Linked DNA regions of Homo sapiens: regions 2 and 3 are each linked to region 1. A link is a contact called in ENCODE Hi-C or POLR2A ChIA-PET data. All regions are on one chromosome and are shown on one strand. Each heading gives the region's core, a stretch centred on a gene start or an enhancer-like site at or near the end of the contact. The rest is flanking DNA. Distances are from core to core; before and after follow the strand shown.

What was found. Hi-C counts contacts between places; a loop is a spot of excess contacts on that map. ChIA-PET counts read pairs that join two places held with the same protein, here RNA polymerase II (POLR2A). Pooled maps may share reads with other maps.
Region 2: POLR2A ChIA-PET joins it to region 1 with 10 read pairs in Panc1. The contact joins two enhancer-like sites. A Hi-C loop is called at or near these places in 39 of 168 maps with a recorded cell type or tissue (GM12878, IMR-90, MCF 10A and 24 more), 14 of 37 single-sample maps with no recorded cell type and 40 of 50 pooled maps. POLR2A ChIA-PET finds 5 or more read pairs at or near these places in 5 of 52 experiments (AG04450, GM12878, H1 and 2 more).
Region 3: a loop to region 1 is called in a map of ascending aorta, with 3 times the contacts of the local background. The contact joins two enhancer-like sites. A Hi-C loop is called at or near these places in 16 of 168 maps with a recorded cell type or tissue (GM12878, HCT116, MCF 10A and 13 more), 4 of 37 single-sample maps with no recorded cell type and 16 of 50 pooled maps. POLR2A ChIA-PET finds 5 or more read pairs at or near these places in 3 of 52 experiments (Panc1, activated T-cell and endothelial cell of umbilical vein).

What each region holds. Positions count from the first base shown.
Region 1 is chr15:99,057,320-99,060,955 of GRCh38, forward strand. No RefSeq gene overlaps it. Among named protein-coding and RNA genes, the nearest start is that of LUNAR1, 44 kb to the left of the region's middle. RefSeq lists enhancers at 509-1,110, 1,111-1,710 and silencers at 1,728-1,897, 2,008-2,057. Within about 2 kb of position 1,737, at least 18 of the 41 ENCODE cell types and tissues checked have a DNase peak (open chromatin) inside an H3K27ac peak, as active enhancers do; they include ascending aorta and prostate gland, where a contact is called at or near this core.
Region 2 is chr15:98,843,302-98,846,937 of GRCh38, forward strand. All of the region lies in intron 2 of IGF1R (insulin like growth factor 1 receptor), which reads left to right. It overlaps LOC124903561 (a long non-coding RNA gene), which reads right to left. Exons shown (of 2, transcript XR_007064773.1): 1 at 1-3,636. Among named protein-coding and RNA genes, the nearest start is that of MIR4714, 61 kb to the left of the region's middle. Within about 2 kb of position 2,095, at least 2 of the 41 ENCODE cell types and tissues checked have a DNase peak (open chromatin) inside an H3K27ac peak, as active enhancers do.
Region 3 is chr15:98,913,316-98,916,025 of GRCh38, forward strand. It overlaps IGF1R (insulin like growth factor 1 receptor), which reads left to right. Exons shown (of 21, transcript NM_000875.5): 9 at 2,649-2,710. Among named protein-coding and RNA genes, the nearest start is that of PGPEP1L, 93 kb to the right of the region's middle. RefSeq lists an enhancer at 2,001-2,070. Within about 2 kb of position 1,461, at least 11 of the 41 ENCODE cell types and tissues checked have a DNase peak (open chromatin) inside an H3K27ac peak, as active enhancers do; they include ascending aorta and prostate gland, where a contact is called at or near this core.

The DNA of each region.
Region 1 (3,636 bases), core at 487-2,986:
GGAGGCCTTACTGGAGCTGATCAACTGGTTCATACTGTGGAGTTGACTGTAACCAGTACAACAATGCTGGAAAGTAAAAGCTACAAGATATTCTCGCTGTCCTTTTCCCACAGAAATATACTATGTATCAAGCTAAGTAAATGTCTGGAAACCTGGAAACCCCCCAAAACTGGTAGAAGCAGTTTCTTTTCTTTATTCTTTTTCTTTTTTTTTTTTTTTAACTATTTCACACGCACACAAAAAAAAAAGAGCTAGAGAAAAACCATGTTTCTTGGATTTAATTTTGTTCACACAAATTTTCTTTTTTAAAAAAGAATAAACTGGAACCATCTAATCTAAGGTAAGCATGAAACTGTCTCAGTGACTCTTTTAAAAGTTGTCTGTAATTGTGTGACTTGGAAAATTAATTTCCTTCCAGATGAAGAAACCCGAGGCAGGTCTTATGAGTGACAATTATTAGTAACCACCTCAGGAAGCAGCTGGAACAATGAGAAGGGGCGGAGGACCGTGTGAGACCTGCAGGCAAACACAAGGGCTGCTTGCAACTTGCCTAAAATAGAAAATAGAAGTTAGCAACAGCTTCCCCGCCTGCCAGGCCCCTCTTTGGAAGGCTCTGTGCGGTAACAAGTACCATGGCAGGATGCTACCCAAGAGCCTCTCTGGAGATGGACAAGAACCCCTGGGGCAGTTGAGGCGAAACGAATGCCCCCTGGCTTCCTTCCCACCTCTGGGGCGCAGGTTCCCCACTAGAGTCACCTCCAGGTGCTGACGCCCTTTTGCTTCCTTCTGCTGAAAAAGTCAAACCAGTTACTGTTTTGATTCTTTTTTAAAGGTTTTAGAAGAATGACACATATTACACAAGCTTTATTTGGAGGAGTCATTGGCGAGGTAATGTGCTCTTAACCGTGGAACAAGCCTTGGCGCTGAAGCGTGAAGGACGCGGTTCGAATCCCAGCTTGGTCACCTTCGCCTTTTTGAGCTGCCCAGGATAATAAGAAGGTTGGGCAAGGCTCAGCCTGCACGTGGCTAGAAACATAATCCCAGCACTTTGGGAGGCCTAGGCGGGAGGATCACGAGGTCAAGAGATGGAGACCATCCTAGCCAACATGGGAAACCCCGTCTCTACGAAAAATACAAAAATGAGCTGGGCGTGGTGGCGCGTGCCTGTAGTCCCGGCCACTCGGGAGGCTAATCGGTTGAACCCGGGAGGCGGAGGTTGCAGTGAGCCGAGATCGCACCACCGCACTCCAGCCTGGGGGTCAGAGCGAGACTCCGCTACACATCACCAGGCTCACCTGAGAGGCTGGAAAAGCAGGGGCGGAGGGAGGAGTGGGGAAGAGAGGGAAGGGGGTGGGGAGCAAAGTACCCGAGCCGACACCGATCCCCAAACTGTACCTTTTCAATTATCTTAGTAACTTTCACCCCAATGGCACGGCTTATCTTAACACTGATTACCGCACCCCGCACCCCCCGCTATTCTCCCCCACTCCGCGCACTCCCAGATGCTTCACATGAAATCGACATGGCAAAGTCACAGCCTCGAACTGAAACGGTTTTCCAATTTTGGAAGCTTGACTGGCCATAAAAAGGTTTTGTTTTTTTCTTTTCTCTCTTCTTCCCTGCCCGTGACGCCGCCCCCTCCCCCGCCCTCCCTCCGCCCCCACCCCCACCCCCACCCCCTCCCCACGCTCAAGAGCGGATCCGCGCCGGCCGCGGCGGAACCTACGCGCCTGTTTTCCAGCGGCCGCTCCCCGGCGCTGCCCGGCGCCGCCCCCTGCCGGCGGGAGTCGGAGCTGCTCCCGCGTGCGCGCCGGCCGCGGCGGGCTGATGACCCAACGCCGCAGGCATCCGAGGATAACCTTTCCCTTTTCTTTCCAAGACCAAATAAGGGGGCTCTTCCCTCTGCGCGCCAGGCCCGCGGCAGTTAGGCCAAGGGGCGTGGAAAGGAGGATCCGGGAACGAGGCTGACAGTCGGCAACAACCGAGCACATTGTTCCCGCGGCGCCCGGCCTCCCCCTCCTCCCGCGGGCCCGGCCCGTGCCCACCCTGCAGCCCCAGGCGCGGGGAGCCAGGCGGGATCGGCGCGACCCCGGACCCCGTCGGCAGCTCCGCCAAGCCCTCCGGCCCCTCCCCCGAGAAGAAGTGAAGGGCGGGGTGCCCGCGGGCCCTCGCCCCGGTGCAGACCCTCCAGGCTCGCGGGGCAGCCGACCGGGGACCCCGGCGGGGGCCAGGCCCGACTGCCCAGCCTCGGAACCCTGGCATCGCCCCCGAGGGAGGGAGTCACTGGTGGCTGACAGTGTTTGGTAACCACAGAAACCGAGATCTGACCTATATTTTCGAACACGGCCTCAACTCTAGCTTTCCTTCTAGAAATCAAAGTGAGAGAATCTGACTTGCTGCTAATTTTCCTCCTGCTTTATATTCCAAAATGCCACCCGGAAGGCTAGGCAAGTCAGGAAACCTCGCTGGCGGTGTGGATGGCTGGTGAGGGTCCCCGGTGCTCCAGTTAGGAGGCAGGGGCTGTCCCCTCTGCAGCCTCCTGCCGGCCACAGCGTCCTCCTGCCCACCAGCGGCTGGTGCATTTCTGGAGGGCAATTGGATGATATTGATCAGGATTTAAAATAAGTGCATTGTTTGACGATTTCATTCCACTTCTCGGTGTTTATCCTAAGTAGGTGCTGGGAAGGGTGCACAAAGACAGACCTTCTAAGCACAGAGGATGGCCACAGTCCTGCTTAACAGTAACAGTAGTTGGCCTTAACTGAGCATTTACTAAGTGCTAGAAACTGTTCTAAACATTTTACAAATAGCTACTCACAACATCCCTATGCTGCGGGAACTGTATTATTTTTTATTTTTATTTTCTGTCGCCCAGGCTGGAGTGCAGTGGCGCCATCTCAGCTCACTGCAACCTCTGCCTCCCGAGTTCAAGCGATTCTCCTGATTCAGCCTCCCGAGTAGCTGGGACTACAGATGTGCGCCACCACGCCCGGTTAATTTTTTGTATTATTAGTAGAGACAGGGTTTCGCCATATTGGCCAGGCTGGTCTCGAACTCCTGACCTCATGATCCACCCGCCGCGGTCTCCCAAAGGGCTGGGATTCCAGGCGTGAGCCACCGTGCCTGGCCAGGGACTGTATTATTAATACAGCCAACCCTCCATATCTGTGGATTCAACCAACCATGCATGGAAAATATTCCAGAAAAAAAAATTCCGCCAAGTTCCAAAAAGCAAAACCCGAATTTGCCATGCGCCAATTACTACTACATTGAATCCACAAGAATGAAATGAAGTGTTGGCATTGTATGGGGTATTATAAGTAATCCAGAGAGATTTAAAGTGTACAGGAGGATGTGTGCAGGTTATATACAAATATCACACCATTTTATATAAGGAACTTGAGCATCTGTGGATTTTGGTATGGGGCTCCTGGAACCAATTCCCCACGCATACCGAGGGACAACCGCACCTCCATTTAATACATGAGGAAACTTCTCAGAGATGCTAGGTTTCTGCTGACCATCACCCAGCTGGGGAGTTGCACAGCCAGGAATGATGCCACGCTCTGAGGCTCCAGAGTCTGTGCCCTTGACCGCAACACTAAATGTTTATCAATGGGGATTTGATTAATTTAG
Region 2 (3,636 bases), core at 845-3,344, 210 kb before region 1:
CTCTTACCTGCATAATAGACGCAGAACAAATTAACTCTAAACGGATTAGAGCTGTCAACTGACAGATACTGTGCGAGATACTGAGGAAGCCTCAGAGATGATACCAATAAACAGGACAGGGCCTTCTGGTCGTGTTTCTACTTCTCTTATTGGTTTGTCTTAGCAATTTTGAATTGCACTGAAAACGAAATTTCATAGGTACACGATACAGTAGTTAGTTTTAAAAGTTTTTAAAATATTAAAAAATTGAAAGTATTTAAAATATTTTTAAAATATTTTAAAATCTGCTGTGTGAGATAGATAGGAGACCTAGCTTTTCTTCCTTCTTACCTTGATCCATAGAGAAAGCAACCCTGAAAGAAGAAAAACTCACCCATTTGAGCTTTCTTTTGTTTCCACTGAGCAATACGGAAGAAATTCACCGCTGGTTATAGGTCTTCAGTGCTTTCTTCAGAGTGGGATTGTTTTTTGTTTCACCATAAGTAGTAGTCTATTAAATTAACAGTTGCTAGAGAAGAAGCTGCATCTATATATGCAGTTCTCTTCTTGTCAAGCAGTATATTTTCACGATAGCAATGAAAAAATTCCATCCTCACCAGCCGCTGAAACATAGTAATACTGCAGAAATTCCTGTGAACTATGCGTTTGCTGCTTCCTTTTGTTTGTTTGTTTTCAGAGCAGATGGGCTTGTTTGCTTTTTGCTTAAACATTAATCAAAAATCAATTTATGGCTATGTAAGTGGCATTAGATAATTCTCATTCTGACTACAGTAAATAATATCTATTTGTTCATGTTAGATAAGTCTGGGCGGCAGTGGAATGTAAAATAGAATTACATGAGATATGACATATGGCTATGTGTTTTATAAATTAATGCTTTTATGCATGTGGGAGGAGAAGTAATTTAGCTTACTGACAAAAAGAAAAGCAAAGGAAATTCCAGAGAAAGAACAGGATACCAAGTCTAAATAAATTTGGAAGACAAAGAGAATATCATAGTTTAGTTCAATCTTTTAAACAAATTGTCACAATTTATACGTTGGGATAAGAGAACCATGAGAAAAGGTATATTCTAAGTCCTGAACATCTTTCTATACCCTGAAGATGTTTTTATAGCTCTTCTGCTGACTCCCTGCCAAAAAAACTATTTACGGTTTGGGGTAGGGGGCGTGTCATGCCATACAGCTAAATACACTTTTTTCCTAATCTAGGAGGCATGTCTACTTACAAATAAATTGCTTAAACTAGTTAGGCTTGTGTAAATGTAACTGACATTTCCTTGAGATCAGAAAAAGTTTTGCTGATTAACTATATTTGTGTGTGTGTGTGTGTGTGTGTATTTAGAGAGAAGGAGGGATTTTATAATTATTACAATTTGATTTGAAATGTCTAGAGAAAGTGAGAGATTATGGAAATTACCATAAATGCTCCCTTTTTCATAGATTTAGATCTGTTAATTGCAAGAAATCTTTTTTTAAGTGAATCAATGGGAACTTTTTATTTCTTCCCTAAGATTCATTTAGCCTTGAAAAGGCCAAAAGTTGAATGAAGCTTCTAAATGCCAATCTTTCCCTCCTTCTGTTAAAGAGTATGCTTCAACTATAATTACATTTGCATTGTTTAAAATATTAGTAATTCTACAGCCAGACCTCTGAGATAGCTGAGAAACCAAAAAGTGAAGTTCAAAGACATCATCAGGCACCCTCTCCACACACAACATACCAGGCCCACCAAGGAGTTTACATGAGTGTTTTTGCCTTGTTAGCCGTGGAACGACCTGGGCAGTACCCAAAACTTAGCAAACTCTTCTTGTACCTTGTATTCAGTAGACGGTCAGTAGCACCGAGAGTAGGGAGAAGAGTAAATATGTTTCTAATACTTTATTCAATGTATGTTGTTAACAGTGTAGACACTCTGACTTTCCTTGTGAATTGCGCCTCAGTATTTAGTTTTCATTTACCCTGGATCAGATAGGGCATGATAACCTTTGAGGGGCTTTGTGCATATGTAATTTGGAATCTGAGTCAGTCGGGCTGTGTCTCTCCCAACTTCCCTTCTCATATTCTTCTCTCTCCTCCTCCTCCCCTCCCTCCTCCTCGCCTCCCTCCTCCTCCCCCTCCCTCTTCCTCCCCTCCCTCCTCCTCCTCCCCTCCTTCCTTCTCCTGCCCCCTCCTCCTCCCTCCTCCTCCTTCCTTCTCCTCCTCCCTCCTCCTCCTTCCTCCTCCCCCTCCTTCCTCCTCCTCCCCCTCCTCTCTCCTCTTCTCTCGTTTCTCTTCTCTCTCTTCTTTCTCTCTTCTCTCTCTACCATTGCTGTCAGTTGAGATGGGCCTGTGCGGCACTTTGTTTGCAGTTGATTGGCAATCTTCTGTTCTACTACTGCATCTGAATCATCACTTGCTTCCACCAGTTCTCTGAATGTCTTACCTAGTGATCCTGGTGGGGAAATTACAGTGATTAGTGTTCCAATTCTTGTTTGCCCATAAGTGTTTCAAAGTAGTATTTTTAAAAACTCTTCTAAGACATTCTCTCTTCTCATAGTAGATGCAGTGAATCTTAAAGGTGCCCTAACTAAAATTTTTGTGCTATAAAATTGGCAGCTTTACAAAATAAAAGGTTCGAGATATGAGCCTGATCAAGGCTCTGCATTTGCAACAATATCCTTGGTTTGCCTGGCCCTGTTATATTTTGCTGTTGTGATATGACTCCTGCCAGTGCTATTTCCATTTAACCTTTGTTTTTCTAAAAGACAGTAATAATTTTTCATTTCTAGGGAGTCTCTGACATCAGCTAAAGGAAAGACACTTTTCTTTGACTGTATATACATTTCTCCCCATTTCATTAATATCAAAGTTGCTCTTTCAAATGGCTTATAAAATTTTAAAATTACACCAGTTGCATAAGCCTGCATAAAAAGCAGACTCCTACATAAGCTGACAATGCATTTGTACCGTGGTGTTGAGCAGTTTTAACATCCTCCGTGCCTCTGTGCTTCTGCTAGCTACTGCTCTGATAAAGTTATCAAGGTATCATTGGATGCATTGACCAGGATGAAGACACAACAGTATGGCCTTATTAAATTTGGAAATAATGAACAGACGAGTAGAGAATTTAGGAGCAATATAGGCAAGCTTAATAGGTCTTTACTTTGGGGCCTGTAACTCCAACTACATATGGAAGAATTTAAGTACAGGAAAAGTTAAGCTCTTTTCCCAGTAGTTCTGCTGACAAGTTGGGTGACTTCGGGATGGTTACCTCTTCATGATACCACACGGTGATGGTAACAGAGGCACTGTCCAGTCTCTGGTTCATGCACACTGGTCTTCTCAGGGGTCCCTGTATAGGTGACACAGTGGAGAACAGGGCAGTACTGCCAGACTCAGGGACCCAGTTCATCGAGAGGGGCAGTGTTTCTCTTATGCTGCCTTAAAGGCATTGGATGCCTTTTGGAAAGCCAGTGGACAACTCCTGCATCCACCCAAGATTAATGTTAACAGCTTAAAGAATCATTGCAATCAAGGGAAATTTTGCAACACTTTGTTGGGATATTTTTAAATAAATGTGTGAACACCTTGTTTTAGGCTTGCTGAAAATGACCCAGGAATTCCTTGACCCGGGAATATAGTGTATGGCTGCCAA
Region 3 (2,710 bases), core at 211-2,710, 140 kb before region 1:
ACTTCTTCGCAAGCTCACTGGCCTTGCTTGTACCAGGTGTCATTGTAGGGTTAGCAGTGAGCTATGCCTGTTGTCTTTCTTGTCAATAGGTAATACTGTGTCATATTCATTTCCCCACTGCTAACACATTAGGCTCTTCTGTGCCATTTTCTGGCCTCGGTACTATCTTCCATCATCTCCTGCTTTGTGCCTGTGAGCCCAGGTCCTCCAGGGTGCTGGGCTGGTTTCATTGGAAGGCCCAGCCTGGAAACAGCCGTCTTCAGCTGCCCTTGTTTCTTGTTTGTTTTGATGTTCAATCCTCCAGGAACTGAAACCATGCTGATCTGTGTTCCACTTAATTCATGTAGCTCACTGGTTTTCCATCTTCATTCTGGAGCTTATAGAGTTCCAAAGAGGTCAACAAAAGTTGAAAGCCTGCAGATGTAGTATGTTGTGGATATTCAGAGTATTCACTGATGATGAGGTTCCTCCTTCCTTTATCTTTAGGTTCTAAACCATCTCATTTCTCAACTCCAGATCTGGAAACAGTAAAAGCAAACGTTAATAGTTTCCAGTATATAAAAACTAGTTTAGAAGTAGGAAAATCCACTTCAGTTTTAAAGACACTGATTGTTTTAGTGTATTGGAGCTTCTATCACAAAAAAACAGTGTAGCCTGGGTGGCTTATAAGCAATAGAAATGTATTTCTCACAGTTCCAGAAGCCACAAAGTGCAAGATCAAGGCGCTGGCAGATTTGGTGTCTGGTGAGGGCCCACTCCCTGGCTCATAGATGGCTGTCTTTTCATTGTGTCCTTGCATGGTGGCAGGGATGCGGGAGCACTCTCCGGGGCCTCTCATAGAAGGGCCTGGATTCCATTCATGAGGGCTTCACTCCCATGACCCAATCACCTCCCAAAGGCCATGCCTCCTAATTCCATCCCCTTAGGGGTTAGGATTTTGACATGTGAGTTTTGGTAGGGGACACAGGCATTCACTCTATAGCACTGATAAACATTCTTTGATAATAGCCATTATTTTAGTGGGTAAGGTGTTTTTAAATACCCATAAGCGAGCACAAAATCAGTTTAAATGGCAGAGAGGAGGGTGAGAAGAAAATGCTGGTGGGGAAAACCTTTTGCTGTGCACGCCTGCTCCTTCCTCCACTCCTACCCCATCTCCATGACCCTGTAAGTGGCCACAGTCATGTCACTGGGTAAAGTGCTTATTGAAACAAAATTGGCACAGGCTTCTGATCCTGCGTGTGGGTTGGTGTAGCAGAGGTTCAGTGCAACAGAAGAAGTTTTTCATCTTAAAATTTGGAAGTAACCCCTGGCCAGCAATTCACTGTAGTGTTTGGGAAACATAGGAATATCTGCTTATTGTGACAGATTCTCAAGAAACCTGTTTCCTTTCCACAAAGATGGAAACCAGGCACTGTACCAATGAGTCAGTTCACTACGTTTTGTCCTCTGTCCTTACACGCAGCGGAGACAGACGAGAACTTGGTCCTCTGCCTCTGCTGTTTGGTGACACCTATCGTAAGAATGTATCTAGGAATGAGCTGTTTGTTTTTGAAGTACTTATTTTTGGAAACCCTAAAGTGGCTGAGCATCAAGTGGTTGTGTTTTCTCTGAAAACGCCAGTATTAGTCATAACCTTTTTCCAAAGTATCATCCCTTAAAGATGTTCAGAACCTTGTGTGTATCGTATAACCTGGAGCACCCTCAAGCTGTCCGCCCTTTTCAAGTTTTAAAAATGGCTTAGGCAAACATATTGCTTAAGTGATATCCAGTGAAGGTGTCTCCTGTGCTTTGAAAAACCATCAACATTGATGCTTTTTTGTGACCCAATAAGGACAAGATTTCAGTGGTTCTGGGATGCATTTGATCTTTATGCACACTTCAGCTCTGGGTTTCAGTTCAGGGGTCAGCATAAGTAAAGCTTGATCAGATAACTATGCTTTGCCTATAATCGGCATTCATTCTGCTGGTGACAGAGTCCTTTGCTCAAAATGAGGCTTCCATGCGTTTGCAGTTCTAAACTGCTTTTCAGAGTCATGCCTCAGTCATTGTACTGAAGGATGCCTGTGGAAATGGTGGACTTCCGTGTTCTTTGCATTGCCTCTCCCCCATCCCTCTTACACACAGCTGTGACATGGGCATGCACACTCCTTCACACACACAGACTCTCCAGGCCCCTTTCCACTTCCTCTTTCCATTTGGCTTCATGACATTTTTATCAGAGATTCAAAATCTCAGATGAAATCCAAGTCAGCCTGTTTTACCAGTTGTCGAAATTGCCGGAGTGCAGCACTGTGGAGAATGGCAGTTGTAATAAATGAGAAATACCAGGTGTTTGAATTAGCTGTAGATTTTCACATTGTCTCTTCTAACCCTGCTTGTGCCCCCGCAGCCTTTTTCCATTTACAACTCAGTAATGTTTGTTTTCACAGAGATTACCGGAGGAAATAGATTATAAAGGGAAATGTTGGCATTTATAGTAGTACTATTTCAAAATAAGGTTCACTTTTCACTTTGTATTTCATTGTTCATTGTTATTTTCTTATCCAGGTCAAACTGGCAGTTTCCTGTTGGCTTGCCAGAGTATCTGATAGCCTGACTCTTAAGTTCATTTCATTTTCTAGAATGTTCTTTGTTCCCCTCTCCAGTTCCTTCCATTCCCTTGGACGTTCTTTCAGCATCGAACTCCTCTTCTCAGTTAATCGTGAAG